Linked DNA regions of Homo sapiens: region 1 is linked to region 2. A link is an interaction called in ENCODE POLR2A ChIA-PET data of the cell type or tissue named here. Cell type or tissue: Caco-2. All regions are shown on one strand. Each heading gives the region's core, and the rest is flanking DNA. Links, peaks and the distances in the headings are about the cores only.

What was found. Peaks named below come from ENCODE experiments on the same cell type or tissue, not always from the same donor. Only the 100,000 strongest peaks of a DNase experiment are listed, where the experiment ranks them.
Region 1: POLR2A ChIA-PET joins it to region 2 with 5 read pairs; 2 of 35 experiments call an interaction of 5 or more read pairs at or near these places.

Annotation. Positions count from the first base shown.
Region 1 is chr2:211,357,153-211,367,696 of GRCh38, forward strand. No RefSeq gene overlaps it. Among named protein-coding and RNA genes, the nearest start is that of CPS1-IT1, 740 kb to the left of the region's middle. In Caco-2, for the core only: no CTCF peak of the experiment used is centred there; no DNase peak of the experiment used is centred there.
Region 2 is chr2:211,294,064-211,304,607 of GRCh38, forward strand. It overlaps the pseudogene RPS27P10. Among named protein-coding and RNA genes, the nearest start is that of CPS1-IT1, 680 kb to the left of the region's middle. In Caco-2, for the core only: no CTCF peak of the experiment used is centred there; a DNase peak (open chromatin) is centred at 5,978.

The sequences.
Region 1 (10,544 bases), core at 764-8,763, 63 kb after region 2:
CTGGGAAAAGACAACTAATATGTTTTGGATGCCTTTTAACATGTCCAAAACTATGCTAGATTCTTTCCTAGAAATAATGACATATGGTAGGTACTGTTATTCCTATTTCATCAGGCACAATATTCTCTCTCTTCCGCTCTCTCTTTCTCATCTCTATCAATCTCTGATTTTGTTCAATCACTAATTGTTATTCCAATATTTATTGTGCACTTTCTCTGTATCAGGTACAAAGTAGAGATTATGGGCAAAATACTCTTAGGTCGCAGTAAATATATGGCCCCTGCCCTCAGTGATCTTACAATTTATCAAAGAAGGTTGATAATTAAAGAAACAATTACAATGAAGTTGTAAAAAATGCTGGGATGGTGCGATTATGGGAATGAAGGAGCCCATTGCAGGAGACTTTCCCTTGTCCAAGGACAATCAGAAAGGAAACCCAGCATAAATGACATTGAAGATTAATTATAAAGGAAGGTAATTAATGAAAAACAGACCCTTTTGTACATTGTCACTTATTTCTTTCCCAAATACTAAAAGATGTTTTATTACTGAAGAAGTAAGAATGAAAAGTAAAAGTAACTGTCTCACAATTATTCTGGAATAACATGTGATTGAAACTGGTGATTCAAACCCAGATTTTTCTGACTCTAAAGCCTAGAGCTTTACTCTATAGCAGTGTTCAAAAAGTTCAATGCGTTAATCACCAATATTCCTGGCACTGTTATCCTGTAGAAATACAGATTCAAGAGCCCTACCTGACCAGCAGAATGAGAATCTTGGGGGCAAGGCTCAGCAATCTCTGTTTTATTTACCCTTCAGGTGATTTTGATGCTCCTGAAGTTTGAGAACTACTGTTCTAAACATAATGAGGTAGAGTTGGACAGGGTTACAATCCTCAAGGAGTTTAAAATCAAATAAAGAGATAAACAAAAATAAAAATGAAAGTAGAAAAGGTGCCATGTGATGGTATGACTTGATAAGAGGTCAGTATAAGGGAAGTGAATGTGCTGCTTGCATAATCAAGAAAATGATCAAGAAAGACATTATAAAAAAGATGGCATTGAATGGGGACTTGAAGGCTGGGGAAAATCTTGATATAGTAGAAGAAGGCTGAATTAGTCCATTTTCATACTGCTATGTATAACTGTGTGACTGTGTAATTTATAAAGGAAAGAGGTTTAATTGACTCACAGTTCAGCATGGCTGGGGGAGCCTAAGGAAACTTATAATCATGGTGGAAGGCGAAGGGGAAGCAGGCACCTTCTTCACAAGGCAGCAGGAAGGAAAAGTGCTGAGTGAAGGGGGAGAGCCCCTTATAAAACCATCAGATCTCAGGGAACAGCATGGGGGAACCGCCCTCATGATTCAATGACCTCTACCCGGTCTCTCCCTTGACATGTGGGGATTTGGGGGATTATGGAAATTGCAATTCAAGATGAGATTTGGGTGGGGGCACAAAGCCTAACCATGTCAAAGGCCTTCCAGAAAAAAAAAAAAAAGGAGTAGCCCTAAGCATTTACATACGTCAATGAACAAGTAGAAAATGTAACCTAAGTACAGTCTGTGTCCCAGGGCAATGACAGGATGCTTGTTAGAATGCAGACTCTCAGGCCCCACCTCAACCTTCTGAACCAAATGCTTGAAAGGAGCTTGCCTTGTCCAGATTAACTAAGCTCAGTTGGAACTTGTGTTTTCAATTAGCCATTGGGGGAAACAGTTTGAGAAGCAGTGATCTTGTTTGTCTCTGAAATTTTATGAATGAGGTAACAGGTCCAACATGCTTGATTTGCCAGATAGAATCCAGAGACTAAGCAGGGATTGGAACTAAGACTTCTTGTGGCTGTTCTAGTTTAAAGTTAGGAAAACAATTTTGCAGGATCTAGGGCTACAGGTCAACTCATCTAGGCAACGACAGAATAGGAATGGAAAAGTGGGGGTGGATGAGAGTGACATAGGATTTATAGAATTTATTAGGAAATAAATTTGATATAAGCCTTGAGGCAGACAAGTAGATCAGAAATGAATTTTAAAATTCAGATTTAAAAATTGTATTTGAATAAAAGCCTTCTACCAAAATAATATCATTATTGTTATTTGGAAGAGAAAAATGAGTTAACAGGCTAAGATCATCTTCAAATGAATCATGCTCCAAAGTTACAGATCACAGTATGAATTAAAGGGTAATTATATCTCCTACAAACTGTAGAGATTCAATATTAATGGCCACCTACTTCCAAAGAAATGTTGTATCTGGAAATGTGAAGCAGAAAGTAGTACCACTAAAAAAAATGTGAACAGTGGCAATGTCCAGGCAGCTTAGATTCTCAAAGGCTCTGACTGACTGTGCCCCTTGGCAACCATTGTCATTCAACCCAAGAGAAAGTTTAAGTGAGCTGAAGGGTCAATAAAGGGAGAGCCCAAGGGTAGATGAGTGAAAAAGGCAGCAGAAAAAGTGCAAACTACAGGGAAAGTGAGGCAAAAGGAAAAGAGGCAGAAGTGGCTTAGCAAGATGGGTCTGCAGAAAACAGAGTCACTAAACCTAAAGAGGAACCAGCCTCTGATGAAGCAGGAGGGAAAGAAGCTAGATCTGACTCCCGTCATATCTACCTGTGATATCTGTGCTCCCTGTACCTCCCTGCACACCTCCCTGCATATACCATCTGAGGGAATATTTTCATCAATGATTTTGTACATAGAAGTCTTTAATAGCTGTGGAAAGGCATTTTTTTTAAAGTGAATCCTACCTCATCTCCTTTTTTAAAACATATTTTTTAAAACAGAAAATGCTTATTTAAGAGGTGAAATCTCATATTGATTTTTTCGTGTGTGTGCATAAAAAATAGTGAGATACGGAATTCATGGACATTTGGTCTTGTATGCCAACTTAACATTTTACTATGTAGTGACTAAAAACAAAGTTTGAAAGTCAATGTTCAACAGGAGAGAATTATAAAGGCTTGTAAAAACAGGCATATATTTGTCTAACATAAAACTCAGAGCTGTGAACTTTGTGTTAATTAGCACACATCTCTATTTCTGGCATGTTGTATGCAAGTTAACAAATTTTGTATTCCAGATAAACAGTAAGAAACATAGACATTTTATTTAGAGAATTAGATTTCTAGGAAATGACCTTTCCAGGCTAGTGAATGTAAAATATTGAGGTTGCTGGAGAAAAAGAAAAAAAAAAAAGTTGGCACCTAGGGAAATTGGAATATTTAAAAATATGCCTTGAAGACCTAAATGACCTTTACTTTTTCTCACTAAATATAAAATGGTCACCTGCGTCCAGATTATACATTTATAGAGAGAGTTTGATTTGAGGTATTCAAGCATTTAGACTTAGGGCATTTGACTTGCCAAAACTCATAGCATTAAAATGAAAGAGAGTTTATCTGTACAGCTAATGCCCCAGGATAAAACCAAATGAAAAATCACTGTTGTCTAAGACATAAAACACAAAGCAACCACCACTTCAACATGCAAGAGAACTTTGTAGTTAAAGAATTCAGTTTCTCCTTTTCTCTAATTTGCCCAAATAACTAAGAGGTATTGGGGCTCAGAAAATAATACCCCCAAAATGAAGACCTCAGAAGCAAACGTTTTTCTCTTACCTTTTCCTGTCCTCCTGTCTCTCGGGCCTATTCCCCACTGAGGCTAGCCATAGAAGCTAGAATCCCTCTTCCCCAAGGCAGGTCGTAGAAACCAGAACCCCTCTTCCCCCATACCTAGTTATAAAACCTAATAATATTACTCAAGTTTTCTCTATGCCTTTCTGTGTAAAAAGTAGCCAGAAGAAGTTATCTGACCTATCTCATTTGACAGTAGGTCATAAGACCCCCATTCCAGAAATGGTTCTGCCCCACATCCAGAAAGAAGAAATTCATGCTGAAAGAGGACAAGAAGAATCTAGATAGATTGGCCTTGCTGGGCTTCCCCACTCAGTCCATTACCATTAGATGAGACCATTTTTGTCCAATCATATTTCTACACAGCTTTCCATACTTTGTTGAACCTAAACATAAAAATGGACTACTTCCCTTCTATCTTTGGGTCTTCAGTCTGAGGTTCTCATGTATACATGTTAAATAAATATGTATGGCCATTCTCCTATTAATCTGCCACATGTCAGTAATTTTTCAGTGATTCTTCAGAGGGCGAAGGGGAAGTTTCTCCTTGGCACCCCACAGAGGTTATATTAATATTAAGCTTGAGAGATGTTGTCGTGTTTCTATCTTGCTAACACCATATTTGGTTAATCAGATAATTAGAAGTGCTTCCTTAGTACTTCTATCCTGAGTCTTTTAAGGGAGAAAATTATTTTTCCTCTACTCTCTTATTAAAGTTTAGAGTCCCTGAAGCCTGCAAATTAAATTGACAAAAGACAGATTAACAGGAGAAAAAGTTTTATTCATATGCATATGAACATAGTAGCCAACAAAAGAAGGTGATGTTAAATGGTTAAAGGTAAGGCTTACATACATAATTTAGGAGAAACAGCCTATGGGAAGAACAAATACGTTTCTTTAGGAAAGACTAATGGGTTTCTTTTTTTAATGCATGCAATAAAACTTTATTTATAAACACAAATGTAAGCTTTATTCAATTTATTTATAAACACAAATGTAAGCTTTATACATACCACAAAGCACTGTTTCTTTTTCTGTTTTTTTGTTTTTGTTTTTGTTTGTTTGTTTTCAGTTGTTTAAAGCTAGAAAAAACATTGTTAGGTCAGGCTGTACAAAAACAGGCAATGAGCTGGATTTGGTCTAGGGATCATAGTGTGCCAATGCCTGGCTTCCATTATTCTTATGTTTTTGCTCTGCCATTTTCCTTTTCTGTTTTCCTGTGCCTCTTGATTACTTATTTGTCTCTCCCTTCTTTCTTTTTGATCTTCCTTCATCTCACTGCTGATTCTCCTATATCTTCCTTCTTCCCCATTCTTCCTTCTTCCTTATCTTTCATTTCTTCCTTTCTTCAAACACCATAGTGATTTTCTTCTATTTTCCTAAGCACTGTCATCTTCGGTGTAAGGGTTTCCTGAAAGTGAGCTTTACTTTCAGAAATAAATAGATGGGATTAAAATAACATTTAAAACATGGAGTCCTAAAATTGTTACATTATGCCCTCCCATTTCCCTTCTTCTCCTCCTTCTCATCTTTCTTTTTTTCAACCTTTATTTTAATTTCAGGGGTACATGTGTAGGATGTGCAGGTTTGTTACATAGGTAAACATGTAACAATAGGTGGTTTGCTGCACAGATCATCCCATCACCAGATATTAAGCCCAGCATCCATTAGCTATTCTTCCTGATCCTCTTCCTCTTACCAACCCTCACCCTCTAACAGGCCCAGTGTGTGTTGCTGTCCCCCAACAAGTCCATGCATTCTCATCTTTAGGTTCTCACTTATAAATGAGAACATGCAGTATTTGGTTTTCTGTTCCTGCATTAGTTTGCTAAGGATAATGGCCTCTAGCTCCATCGATGTCCCTGCAAAGGACAGGATCTTATTCCTTTAATGGCTGCATAGTATTCTATGGTGTATATGAACCACATTTTCTTTATTTGATCTATCATTGGTGGGCATTTAGGTTGATTCCATGTCTTTGATATTGTGAATAGGGCTGCAATGAACAGGCACATGCATGTGTCTTTATAATAGAATGATTTATATTCTTTTGGGTATATACCCAGTAATAGGATTGCTGGATCAAATGGTATTTCTAAATCAATGTGCAAAAATACCTAGCATTTCTATACACCAACAGCAGGCAAGCAAATAATCAAATCATGAATGAACTCCCATTCACAATTGCCACAATAAGAATAAAATACCTAGGAATACAGCTAAGAAGGGACATGAAGGACCTCTTCAAGGAGAATTACAAACCACTGCTCAGAGAAATCAGAGATGACACAGACAAATGGAAAAACATTCCATGCTCATGGATAGGATGAATCAATATTGTAAAAATGACCACACTGCCTAAAGCAATTTATAGATTCACTGCTATTCCCGTTAAACTACCATTGACGTTCTTCACAGAATAAGAAAAAAGCTATTTTAAAAGTAATATGGCATCAAAAAAGAGCCCAAATAGCCAAGGCAATCCTAAGCAAAAAGAACAAAGTTGGAGGCATCATGCTACCTAACTTCAAACTATACTACAGGGCTACAGTAACCAAAACAGCATGGTACTGGTACACGCACAGACACGTAGACCAATGGAACAGAATAGAGAACCCAGAAATAAGACTGCACCACTACAACCATTTGATCATCAACAGAACTGACAAAAAAAACAAAAAAGCAATGGGGAAACATTTCCTCATTTAGTAAATGGTGCTGGGAGAACTGGCCAGCCATATGTAGAAAATTGAAACTGGACCCCTTCCTTACACCATATACAAAAATCAACTCAAGGTAGATTAAAGATTGAAATGTAAAACCCAAACTATAAAGACCCTAGAAGAAAACCTAGGCAATACTTACAATTCAGGGCATAGGCATGGGCAAAGATCTCATGGACAAAGATGCCAAAAGCAATTGCAACAAAAGTGTCAGTTGACAAGTGGGATCTAATGAAACTAAAGAGAATCTGCACAGCAAAAGCAACTATCAATAGACAACATACAAAATGGGAGAAAATTTTTGCAACCTATTCCATATGACAAAGGTCTAATATCCGGCATCTACGAGGAACTTAAACAAATTTACAAGAGAAAAACAAACAATCCATTATAAGGTGGGCAAAGGATATGAACAAACACTTCTTAAAAGACAACATACATGCAGGCAGCAAACATATGAAAAAAACTCAACATCACTGATCATTAGAGAAATGCAAATCAAAACCACACTGAGATACCATGTCACACCAGCCAGAATAGCTGTTATTAAAAAGTCAAAGAACACTAGATGTTGGTGAGGTTGTGAAGAAAAAAGGAATAATGTTTTTACAGTGTTAGTGACAGTGTAAATTAATTCAACCATTGTGGAAGAGTGTGTTGATTCCTAGGAAAACAAATGGAAGATACGAAAGTTTGTGATAATGTTTGTCTGTGCAGGTATGAGTGGTCTTTCCATCTTCTTCATAAACTCTCCTGGTGAAGAGATTCAGGGAAATGTACTTTGGGTCTCCTGGGAGTAGAAGCCTTCCCAGAGAGGGAATTTATGGCAGTCCTCAGTTCTCAGAAGTTTCTGATTTTTGTCAGCTAAGGGAAGCTCTGAGAAAGCTTCTTCCTGCATCTGTGGAATGTCAAATTTCTTCAGCTTAAATTAATCTTTATATCAACCCTAGGGTTTCATGTAGGTTCCCATAATCTCAGACTGTTTTTCAAGCATTTACTCTCCAATGTTATAAAATTATTATTCCTCCTTTCTATGCTATAAAAGAAATACCTACTTGATCTCTAAAAAATTTTTTTTAAGTTATTATGAAAACCAAATTTCTCTTCTTACCCTCTCCGTTTTTCTGAGTCTTGATAGAGTTTGAGTAACTTCCCCTATTATTCAACGTTTTGCTTTACCTCAGGTTTTGTTTTGAAGCTCTTTTGGAATGGACTATTCATGGAAATGCCCACATTATTTAGACCATTGGGAAGGTTTTCAGCCTAAATTTTTTAACTGATGTTTCCTTTATTGCATTAGAAGCATGATTATCAATGTGAAACATAAATATGAAAATAGTAGAAGTTGCTCCTATTGGAAATGTGTAGATATGGAGTGGAAGCAAATTAGTGATAGTTTGAAAGACTGGCAAGTTCAATTCCAACTTCTTTCAAATGAGCAGTGAAGGAAACAGAATATTTCACTCCCCTCCAATATACTTCTTTGGTGTATTTTGAGTCGGCTATTCAGAGGGGCTGAAAACCACAGAAATAGCTTTGAAAAGCTGTCCTTTTGTGGGGAGATTTGCATCTGTAAAGGAAATCTATATTAGTGAAATAAACAGCAGATGCAAACAGGCTTTCTCTGATGCCTCCCTCCCCCACCTTGTCCAGATCTAGAACAAATTAACTCAGAGGAAAATAAGACTAAAAGTTTGATGCTTCTGAAGGTGTGACAGAAATACTCTTACCACAGGCTTTTGTCTATTCTTTCTGAAACCTGCTACCTGAGAGATTTTATCTGCATAAGAAACAGCCTTGCTACCTATGCTTTCCTCCCTTCACCCTCCCATAATCTGTGACACCACTTCCCTAGTCCCCTTTAGAAGTCACAGTCCTCTTCTTCCTGTAACCTCAGGATGTTGTAAAAACTTCAGTCATCTGGCCACTCCTTTGAATCTCGTATTTTGTGTATGGCTTCCATGTTTATGCACCTTCATACATTTGTATACCTTTTTTCTTGTTAACATGTCCATTACCAGCTTGTTTTATAGGCTCAAATTATTGAAACTTCAGATGGGGAAATAAATTCTTTACCATTACAATAGCAAGGTCTTATTGGTAGTTTGAATATACATTACAATTTTTTTATGTGGACTTGGTTTTCTGTTGTGAATGAGTAATGTTACTTCTCAAAGAGCTCTGGCCAACTAAGACTGTTAAATTAAAAAAAAAGATATTTCTATAATTGGTATCATTTCATTTAGAAAATGTGTAAGTACATGTAAATATGAGGGCCTCAAAGTGCAGCTGGTCATCACAGGTCAGCTATTCAATCCCTGTGCTTTTTAAATTTGAAAATTAAGTGAAATTTGTTATCTTTTTTGACTTGAAGCAGCAGCAATGTCATCACCAGTGCCATTTTTTCAAAAAAAATTAAAAATTAGAGATCCCAACATATAGTAGCACCAACGTTAGATGGCCTTTTTAAGAAATATGAAAGGAATGTAGAAGGAACGTGTTTTAAATCTTCCAAGAGAGAATCACAAGGTCCTAACACAAAATGAATGCAAATCTGGAGCTACTCTTTGTTGTTGAGGATGACATAACGCAATCAAGAAAAAGACATGCTATGGGCTCATAATCTGTATCCCTGATCAATCTGCTCTTGTATTAAAGACAAGTTTACATGGAACAGCATCTTGGCTTTGGATCATAGGACAATTTTCTTTTGTCTAATAATCCATCCCTTGCTCACTTCTCTTGTGCTAGGAAAAAAAAATCAAAATGTGTCACTAGCATAAAATGTTGTCAGTGAGGCTGAGGAAGTTCTCTGTGATAGGGAAATCTTCCTTGTCCCAACTTAAAGCAAAACATTCTCTCCAAGAGGAGAAAGCTCAAAGTCAACGTCTGTAGTAACACTTGCACACAGATTTTTGAGAACTAAACTGGCAAAAATGGTCCTCTGTGAGTTTTCAATTTGTTTTGAATAACTCTGAGGCTGTCCACAAAGATTCTACAAACACAAATATGTAAGTCGAGGTGAATGGAACATCATTTCATAGTCCCTTAAACATGTATACAGTGATTAACTCAAAATTCTATTTCTAGGAATTTGTCCTAAGAAAATAATGTATTATGTACATGACAGTCCAAGGCAATGCAAATGTCCTCAATAAAAAGTTTGTTTGAAATTATAATACTTCCACACAATAGGAGAATATGTAACTATTACAAACAAACTTTAAAAGAATATTTGTGGACATGAATAATGTACATGATATGTTTTAAGTGGGGAAAGACCATTAAGTAAACATATATAGCAAATGATACCATATTTGCAAAATACTTTTTGTAGGTTTAGGATTTGTATATGATATGATATCATATGATCATTATTTTTTATTTGTATTCTCTGATTCTGTACTTTCTCCTTTCCTTTAATGTATAAGTATTATATATACAGAATAAACTTATTTTAGAAAAGAATATTCCTAGCATAGCAATAGTACTGAGTTTGTGCTATAGCTGCTGACTTTCTGAGCATTCCCATCAAACCTGGAAAGGTCAACTTGGCTGGCTCCTCATTCATTAAGGACCTCAATGCAAAGTTAGTCCTCTGGTTTCATCTACCAAGTGAGAAAAAGACAAAACAGCTTCCTATAGCAGCTTCCTCCAGTTTACTGTTCCCAAGCAGCAGAAGAAAAACTTTCCAAATATCACACCTGCCGTGTTTTAGAACATCAAGAAATAATGCTCACCACACTCTCCCTCAACCATGGGGTTTCGTCTCCATCCTACTCCCAAACATGTTGACATAGATATGAGGAAAAAGTTAGCACACTGGTCCTGGTTGCTCAATACTAGCATGTCTGCAGCGGAGTCTGGAACTGTGATTGACCCTTGGCTAATGCCTGAGAACGTGGCTCTTAGAATACTCTTTATGTTACTATGTTACTAATTAAGGATACCAATACACCTGGAGCAATGGGGCATAATGTACCAACTTGTCAGGACTTGTCAGGATTGATTTACACAAATGTCAAGATTGATGATGTCCCTGGTTATATTGCTGGAGTCTTGAATTTCAGTTACCATGGTCGGTTGCACAGCAGGACGCACCTACATGACCAGTCCTCCATAAAACCCTTGGATCCTGAGACTTGAGTAGGCTTTTCTGGCAGAGACACTTTACATGCATCTCTGCTGCTCC
Region 2 (10,544 bases), core at 1,209-9,208:
GGGTTATCAAGATGTTGATTCTTTTTACCCTCCTTCTACAGGCTTCTTGATTCCTATTCTGGTTTTACATTCTGAGTTGGCTCATTACTATAATCCATGTTGCCTAAGGCAAGAAATAGTCTCTTTCTTCATTGTTCAGAAAAAAAATTATACACAGCTATTGTGTACTCCCAAGACAGCTGCTTGCAAGTATCTAAAGAAGGTTATAGCATGGCACAGAGCAGGCAACAAATTAATACTGAATATGAGACTTTCCAGCTCTAAATCCCGAGGGTATGTCTACCACATGTAGGTAACCTAGACCTACCTGTAGATCAGTTTCTCTCCCAAAAGGTTTTTTCTGTCCTGTTGCCTGGTCAGGCTTTCTCTCTTCAGAGACTGCTTTTTGTACCTCACTATTGTATCAGTTTCTGATCCCAAACCACAGGTTTCCAGGAAAGGATTCAAAATTTTAATATTCATCTGTTATATTGGGCAAATCAATGTAACTTTTTTTGTAATGACCCTTTCCTTTTAGACTATATGCAGAGTACTAACATTTTGCAATTAAAAAGCATTCCAACAAGGTTTTGCCTAATCAACAAAGCCATTCTCTCCCTAAGAGAAAATTCTGCTGAACTCCAAGGGCATCCAACATAAAACACAGTAAGCTTTTAAAGGCAACTTTGAATCCTTCCTATTGAGATAGATACAGGTATTCGCTGAAACACATAAATAATTATGTGTGTGAGCTAGGAGAGGATGCACACAAAATGTATATAAAACTTATCTCTTGTAGTCGAGTTGGGTATTTGGGTGGTGTGGTACTCAATTTTTGAGACATTGCATCTATCAGGATATGTTTGAACAGTAAACAGGCATTCGGTAATTTTTAAGAAGTTAGAATATGAATAATTCAAAGGTGAATTTGGTGACATCTCAGACAAACTGAAATAGGATCATTCAGACTTTCAAAGCTGTGTGTTTCCAGAGGCAAAAGAGAATCTCATTCAGAATTGCTCATCAATGTTTAATTTCCAGTCTGGAATACCAAAAGGGAATTGACTTAGGCCCTAGAGAGTTGGTTTCTTGTATTTAAATGGAGATATTAGTATCTTTCCTCTCTGTTAGTATTTAACATTTATCTCCTTATTTAGAAAATGCTGAAGCACACAATTAGAGTCGTAGAGTTGCACTGTTCAGTATGGTAGTCAATAGCACCATTTAGCTATTGAGCACCTTAAATGTGGCTAATGTGACTGAGAAACTAAATTTTTAGTTTTACTTAATTTAATTTAGTTTTTAAAACTAGTACTCAATTCAGTTACTAGAAAACTCTTAAGGCTGTTTGGGAAAACTTGGACATACAAATCTATTTTTCGACTGTACATTTTATAAAAGGTAAATATAGATCGAATATTTCCAATGAAAACTGAGTGTCCAAATTGAGATGTAAGTGTAAAATACACATCAAATTTCAAAGATGTAGTACAACAAAAAAAGTAAAATATGTCCTCAATTTTTATACTGATTACATGCTGAAATTATAATATTTTGGATATATTGGATTAAAATCCATTACTTATATTGATTTCACCTTTTTAAACTTTAAAAAATGTATCTACTAAACAATTATAAACAACATATGTGAGTCACATTGTATCTTTAATAAACAGCAACACTAGAAGGTAAAATCAAAACTTACTGCAGAAGTCACAAGCTGGTAGAGATCATTTAGCCCACAAACTTCTGTATGTCATCCATATAATGTTTTTAATTATTTTTAATTAGTTACAAGTATTTAATATATATAGTTAATTTTTGAAAAATATTGGTAACTGGCTCCTCTTGAAAAGTTAGAAAATTTGACAAAATTACATTTTTTCTTGCATGGCAAGAATTTGCCTGAAATGACAGTGGCTGCCCCCTGTCGCTAGCCCTAAGCTATTTCGCACCACCCTCCCAGTTAATAAAAAATAAAATCACTCTGCCAGACCACTGAAGACATTTGAGTTCGAAATCTTTAAAGCACATGACAGGATGATGTAAAAGAAGTGGGGATTTTTACCCACTAAATTTGTTCTACAAATGTTCTCTACATTGGGTAGTTTCCGTTTTTCTAGCCACAAAAATTGATCAACATTTTACAAGGTGAAAATCCCGTTGAACAATTGAACAGCTGTCCATAAATCATGTAACAGAACCAGAATGAAGCGACATCTTGCCTTGTGGTGCAGAAAATCCTAGTTATATTTAATGCGAAGTCTTCTCCTTTAAGTCCTGGGAACCTCCCAGGTCCTCCCTGCACTATTGACCTATATGACAGGCTTTAATTAGCACAGATTTTTCACGTTCATGGATAGATTTGAAATTTGGAAGTACTTAATGAAAAAGGTCTGTTACCTTGACCAGGCTGAAATTGCAGTTAGAGGACATTTGCTTGCTCCAAAGGCACTGCATACAAATATATGAATATTAACACTATGCATACAAACATGAAGCTTTCATTTTTTTCCTAAAGGAATATTCATGTTGATCTGCTGTTAATACTCCCTGAAAAATGTGAATGATATCTTTAAAACTTATGAACTCAATGTAGAATTAAATATAACTAGATTGTTTGACAGCAATTCAAGCATCATAACTTTTTCTTTGCCTGTTGGATTAAAGGAAATTAGATGAATAAATGACTCTGTTTATCTTTTACTAAAGCCTGTATATGTAGCCTACAGACTAATAGGATACAGAACTGATAGATACATACATACATATGTATATATGTATATACATACATATGTATGTATGTATATACATACATATGTATGTATGTATATACATACATATGTATGTATGTATATACATACATGCAAAGTAAATAAGTAGAATAATTACAAAGTCTTCAAATTATGATGAAGAAAAACATGCAGAGATAGAGAATGATACTGGGGGATTAAGAAGTAGTCAGGGATCGGATGCAGTGGCTCAAGCTTGTAATCTCAGTGCTTTGAGAGGTTGAGGTGGGAGGACTGCTTGAGCCGAGGAGTTCGAGACCATCCTGGACAACATAGTGAGATCCCTTGTGGTCCCAGCTACTTGGGAGGCTGAAGTGAGAGGATCGCTTGAGCCCCAGAGGTCAAGAGTGCAACGATCCAAGATCATGCTACTGCACTCCAGCCTTGGCGATAGAGCAAGACCTCTCAAAAAAAAAAAAAAAAATAGTGGTCAGAGAAGACCTCTTTGCAGGGCTGAAATTTGAGGTGAAACCTGAAGAAATAGAGTTACGTGAAGAGCAAAAGAATGGTCCACATCCAAACAGAGGGAAGAGCATGTGCAGAAGTCTTGAGGCACGTATATTTAACTGAAAGAAGGCCAGTGTGGCTACGACAAAGTCTGACCTGGCCACCTGGCCTGGGAGCCATTGTGCAGACCTGACCATCATTTTGGGCACCATCATTTTGATTCTGACATAGTACCCTCATTAGCAGAGGCAGCTGAATGCTGCCATCCTAGATGGGGTCTTCACATGCTCAGCATAAGCCACCTCAGCCCATCCCAGCACGCACCTAAACCAACCAGCTTAGATGTAACCTGCAGCACCAGAGACTTTGCTCTCCTCAAATCAACTAGAGATACCCCTGCCCCTGACTTTTTTTTAATTTTTATTTTTTGGCTTTAAAAGACCCACTTCTCCTCTTGTCCAACCTTCTTACCTGGAGCTGAGACTCTATTCTAACATGTGTTCCTTACTGGACAGGAAGATTTTTCCACATTGTGCTCATTCTTTTTGCTTTTATCCATTCTTTTTATCTTTGAATAGGAGTTAGGTAAAAAGCAGTATAGATGAATTGGGAAGGTAGAGGAAGAAAAAAATTATTATTTTATCAACCCTCAGAAGTTACAGGGAATGGTCCCTGTAACAAAAGACTGATTAACAAGAGAAAAGCAAATAGAAGTTTATCAACATGCATACTTCATGCGTACATGGGGGATACCCAGACTATGAGTAATTTCTCAAAGAGATGGCTTTAAATTACATAGCATCTTCAATAAAGAACAGTACATTTTTGGAAAAGTGGCAAGTCAGAAGAAAAAGACTTTGATTTTCTGGGGGTGGCCACTTGTGAGAAGTCAAACAAATGGCAGATGAAGGCTAGTTAGTAAAGCTTGCTAACTGTAGACTCTCCTGGTGCTATCTCCAGGCCCAAAATGGGTCTAAAGTAGTCTTCAGTAGTTAACCTGTGTTATCCCTGGTAGAAGGACAAGGTAGGGCGATATCTTTTTTCTTTGTAAATATATGTCCTGCTTTTCGGCAAGAGAGGAAGGGCAGAGAGCTTTTCTGCATCTGCTTCTTAAGTGCCTCCAGCTCAACAAAATTGATATACCAAAGAGGTATAATTTATTTTGGTGTGGTATATTCTGGTCTTCCACAGAGTCAAATAACATAGCCATGGAAAGAAGTTTGGAATTCATCTTAAGTATAAAGTCAGATTACTAAAGGGCATTAAGTAGGGGGAGTGATAAATCCAATTCAAATTTTGAAATGATTATTCTCACTGCTATGCAAACAAATGAATAAACAAAAAATGCTTGAAAATGGGTAAAAGCGACAGGTCAAGGACCAGAGGGGAGGAGGGAGGTATCCGGGTGTTGGAGTGGGTGTTTGTTAAATTGGTGTGAGATCAACATGTCAAATTAATAGAATCATGCTAACAATAAATGTTGGCAATTACAATTGATGACAAGAAAAATCAATATTTATTGAGTGCAAGCTGCCTTATGTTTTCCCCATCAAATTTACACAAGCTTATAAGTGTGTTAGAATGAGCTCATTTTTTTTAATCCAAAATGTGTTTATTGAGATGATTTCCCACTCATCTTGATTCAGAGTGCTTTTAGCGCTGCTTCCTCCTGAAGGAACATCCTTCTGTAAATCTTGCTTTTCCTCCTGTAGGCAAGTGGAGGACAGTGGAGCAGCCAACACACAAAACTACTGTTTGTGCATAGCTAAAGACCGTGGTGATTTTATAGCGTCCTGGGCATTTCACATCCCTGAAGTAGGAACTGGGGCTCTGCACCAGGTATTTCTTCTTGTGTTTCCTTTTCTCCTCTTCTGGAGAGGGATGAAAGAGATCTTTTGCAAGAAGCATGTTCTCGTAGGTAGGTCATCACCGCCAGAAAGGTAGAATGAACTCATTTAACAGTCAAAAAAATTTAACTCAGACAGTTTGGCTAAAGTCACACCGCGATTAGCTGAGATTCAAACCAGACAGTAGGATTACTAAGCTGGTACTCTCATATATGTAAATTTAATTAATTAACAAGAATTGCTGAGAACATACTGCATGCAAAGTCATACACTGTTTCTCAAGAAAAGGAAAACAAATGAAAATGGAAAAAAATCTTATAATAGGCTTTTGTTTACTGTTATGTAATAAAAACATTGAACAAGATTTTTTTTTCTGTAAAAAGAATATAAAACTATTTCCAGGCAAGGTGTCAGAGTCCTGTCAGCATAGAGTGATTGGCTCATGGGTAGTAAGAAGAATTTACCAACAATGGTATAGGTTAGAAAAGGAAAGTTTTATTAGATAAAAAGAACGCTCTAGCAGAGTGCAGCAGGGCACTTAGGCAAGAGGACTGAGTGTGCTGCAGTGGATTTTCCTTAGAGGTATTTATGAACCTTAAAGCAGGAGCTTAAGGGTAATGTGGATCACATTAGCCACATAGGTCATGGCAAATGATTACATTTGTAGACATTTTGGTGTCTTAATGTCAGCAAGAGCTGCACAATGAATTTTGACATGCATGCATTCCAGAGATGTATAGAAATTCTAGTTACTTATAAATTTTTGGAAACAAAATGTGAAATCAGATGCCCACTTTAGATAATAGGGAAGTCAAATTACTTCTAAATTCTTCAGATAAGGACTTTTGCCTCTGGATGGTCTGCTTGATAGCCATCTGGTGGACTTTGCTCTGCTCATTTTTCCCCTGACAAGTATCTCGGTCAAACCTTTGACCCTTTATAATCCCCTATGCTCATGTCCACCTGCTGCCTACCAGGGTCTCAAGAAAGGGAAAACAGCATAGTGAAGATGAGCATTGGGTCTGTCTGGCTGCTTCCTGCTGAAAGGGGCTGTGGAGGGGATATGTTTTGTTTTCCCCTTTTTCGTTCTCTGTCATGAAGGGAATGAGGGGTCATGAAAAACTTGTTCAAAGTGGGAAGACTAGATTCCATCAACAGGCACCGTATAAGTGGAAGTTCCTGTTGCCAGCTGGTATTGGGATTGCATAGTCATCTGCAGGTGGAATTGTTGTTATCTGGAAGATATAAATTAATTAGCACATTTAAAAGGCAGGGACCATATATTAAAAGAAGAATGATTAGGAATAAATGTCCAAGGAATGGAAGAAGCAAAGTGATTCTTGGAAACCAATCAGTTAGGGTTTGGGTCCAGTCTTGGTTACTTTGGGAAAGTATGTGTAGCCATTTGGCTTGTTTGAAAATGTCTTGGACACTAGTTTCCACTTCTCCAGACACATGAATGTAGGCGAAACAGGTTTTGTTGATGACAACACAGACTCCTCCTTGTTCAGCTAGGAGGTAATCTAGAGCTTGTCTATTATCTAAAACCATTCCTGCTAGTGAGCCTAAAGACTTTCCTAGCACTGATGGACTTGAGCCAGTTTTTGCTAAGGCTATTTTAAGGAGGCAGTAAGTTCCTATAGTGTGAGTTCATGGTAAGTAAAACCTTCCCCAAAAGTTGAGAGTTGTATCAGTTCCCATAACTCCAGTCACAGTAAGTCCTAGAGCCCTTTTTCTTTTAGAATGGGATTTTAGATTGGAAGCTATGTTCAAGATAGTGATTTGAGCAGGATCTATTTTACCCAGAATACAATCACCATAATGAAGAGAATTATCAAGGTAGGATAGGGCCAAAGCGTGAAGAGGGTTTAAATAGTTATCAACAGTACCGCAAAGCCATAATAACCTAGAAGGGGTGGGTAATACAATGTGATTGGTTTGATTTAAATACTGGGAAAAAGGGAAGGGGGTCTTTTGACAGTTTTTGAGAGGCCTCATACATGAGGAAAAGTTATGTTTATGTCCCAGTGGGAGAGGTTTAAAACTAGAGCGGTGCATGAGCAATGAATAGAATATAAAATAAGTGGCACAATCATTATTTTCCACATTGGTTATATCATTACAGTAACATACACGAATGGTATTGGGAAAAATTGCCTTGCAAATAAAAATCTACTGCAAGTTGAACAATTGTATGTGGGTTTTAAGTAATGATAGTTGGATAAAGAGTAAGTGAATTGAGGATAATATTATAAAATTGAAGGATATTGCTAAATTGAATAGTTTTGACAAGGGTTTCCATTAAGCTCTTCTGGAGCACATAAGTAAGTGAAAAGGGAGGTGAAGGAAAGTAGATAATAAAGACAGCAAAGAGTTTCTGAAAAAAAAAAGGTTAGTGTTACCTGGTTGTTTATGAAACAAGAATCATAGATCTTCCAAGGGCTCATAAGTGTGAGTGGGCCAGTGTTGGTGCAGACTTTATGCAGAAAGATAGATCCCAGGGGAGATTCCCTATAATTTAACAGCTGTAGGAGAGGTTGGGAGGATTTGAAGGAGTCTAGTCTAGAAAGCCTGAAGGAGTTTTCTGTTTGAAGGTAAAGTTTTTAGATATACCCAGTCCCCCGGGTTAAAAAGAGGCCTTGTTTCTGACCAGGAGGGGTCAAGTTTTGGATGATATTTGACTTTGTATTCAGTAACGGCCTGGATAGTTTTCCCCAATAAGACAACAATTATAACTCAAAATGCTTAGCTTTTTCTTTCCTCTTATTATCCATGGGACTTTTAACAGGTATACTTTAGTCCTATGTCCTCAAGATAGCTTCAAAATTCTACGTAGAGGTAATTAAGGAAGCCACGTAAATCTACCAGGTGTCACCCTTACCAATTCCTAGCTAGGTGATTCGGGCTTCTCAAAAAGGTAGAAATGGATAGGAGATAGTGGAGGAAATCAAGCCATGATCTAAATAAAGTACCATTGATTTGCTAGTAGCTCTGTTAAAGCTCTTTTTGTTGGGTGACTAAACAACATGGGCACTGGTCAGGAAGATGAATTAGTATCCTTATGGTTACACAAGTAAGTCACCTTTTGATCCAAATCAGGAACATTCACGCTCTATATACCCAGCCACCTTGTTATTTACCTGGATAGGTGTGAGAGAGGAAAAATTCAGTTTGTATTCTAATCATACCCTGTTAGCACATCTTTTAATTCATGGGCCCTTGCTTTTTGTTTGCTTGCTTGATTTTTTTTTTTTTTTTTTGTATTTCAGAACTAAATACATTTTTGACATTTGTACCCTTTTAATTCCAGCTAGTCATTTAAGAAGGCAAATTATTCTCAGCATCAGAAACGACAGGCAAGCTTATTTGCCTTCTCAGACCTTCCACCGGGGCACTCATAGCAGGGTCCATTAGCACATCAGCTGTGCTCCATACATTTAGCTACAAAAGCATCACAGTTTCAAATGGTACCTTGGAATGTACAAACCCACTGCTCAAAAGCTCAGACGTTTTCAGTAACACTAGGTTTCATCTTCCTTTCCCTACTTCCTGCCCCTACCTCACATCGCACTCTGGGAAGATAGCCCCAGTGGAAATGTTTTCTTTCTGTTTCAACCCCCCACTTCCATGAAATTAATTACATGATGTCATGCTTCATTTTATCTGATTTGGAAGCAATTCATCACCCTTTTGCTGGTTGTATTAGTCCAAGCGATCAGCATATTAATTCATTTGTGAGAATAAGCTCAAGGGTAATTACAGTGAGGAGGTTTAATGCCTAAACGTGTTAATGTCTGTAATCAGAAGTATTTTCTCAGTGCAGAACAATTGTTAGACAATTACTGTTGGATATGATTGCCCTAGTAGACAACAGACGTGGTGTCAAGAGGGAAATAGCAAAAGCTTGTTTTGCAAGTACTGTATTATCAGCAAGTTCTCTCTTTTTCCCCCTACAATATTTTCTAAGATGTTCAGCTTATGTATAGCCATCCTTGTACTTACTCTCTACATTGTTGATTAAGTAAAAAAGTTGTATTTGTTATGTAAAAGAATCACAGGAGACAGCTTGACACTTTCTGAAAGTCTTACCCTTTTCTTATTCTTTCTCTCCTGGTGCTTTGATTTTTATTTGCATAAAATTACCAACTTAATCACTGCCTTTTATTTCCCAATATGCCCCAGAGCCTTCATTACCTAATTTTTTCCTGTAATGAGAAGATTCTTAGGTCTAACTGAATAACAAGACCCAAATATCAAGACCCAAGACCCATTCTTAACAGACAGCAGTCCCTCCCGATTAGCAAATTGCTAATGAATTGAATAAACATAGTGGTAGAACTTGATCATTGATTATCACTCATTACTCTGCTAGAGTAATTTTGTATGTGAATTTTAATTTAATCTCTATTACACTTATTTTTTCCTAAAAATTTTATGATACAGTTAAAATTAAAATTGTAGTCATAGTTTTCTTTCTACATAGTCTGCTTTCCAGAACCTCTGTTAGGCATGTATAAGATTGTATCTAGTTGCAAGGAACAGAAAAAAATGACACAAATAGTCTTAAACCATAACCTATAAAGACGATATATCACTTTGTGTAACTGACACATTTCAAGGTAGAGGAAGTTTAAGCATGTTTATCACAGGGCTGTAGTGCCATTTATCTGCAATTCCCTGACTTCTCCATTCTTCTCTATGTTGGTTTTATCTCCAAACTGGCTTTCCATGACTCCAGCTAGATATGACATCCCCAATTCTCACATTTGTATGTGCTCTGTGTAAAACTCTGGTTTACTGAGCTCCCCAAGCATCAAACCAGAGTCAGATATTTTTATAATTTAGTTTAGACATATCTTCTACATCTCTCAATAGAACTTCACCATACTTCTCATGAACTTGAGTTCAAATGAAAGTCAGAGAAATGTAGTATATATGACTTTTACATACTCCATTTTACTCACTCTATTTTACTGCTATATTTTGAGTTGTAGCACATTTGGTTTATTGTTGTTATTGTTGGTGATGGTGCTATTGCCTTTTAAAGCATCTACGGTTAATACACTGCTGAACGATTAGAAATGGCAATATTTTTGTTCACCCATTAGATTATTATAGTAATATTCCAGCTTTACAAATATCACTCTGAAGGAAGTAAATTCATGTAAACTTCTTTGTAAACTGCATAATGGAAGTAGATACCTTTCTCTGTCAAAGGCTGAGAAATTGCTCAACTATTACTTGTCCTCATTTGTATTTCTCCTGCATCAGGGCTTTGGAAATAGTAAATGTATCTCATCTACACAATGAGGCAGCTGAAGGCAGGAAGGAAGTCAGACTGCAGTTTTCATGACGTTGGAAGCAAATGCTATAGCATAAGATATATTAGTGAGCTAAGGCTGCCAGTACAAAATACTACAGACTGTTTTCGTAATACAACAAAAATTTATTTTCTCCTAGTTCTGGAGGTTAAAGTCTA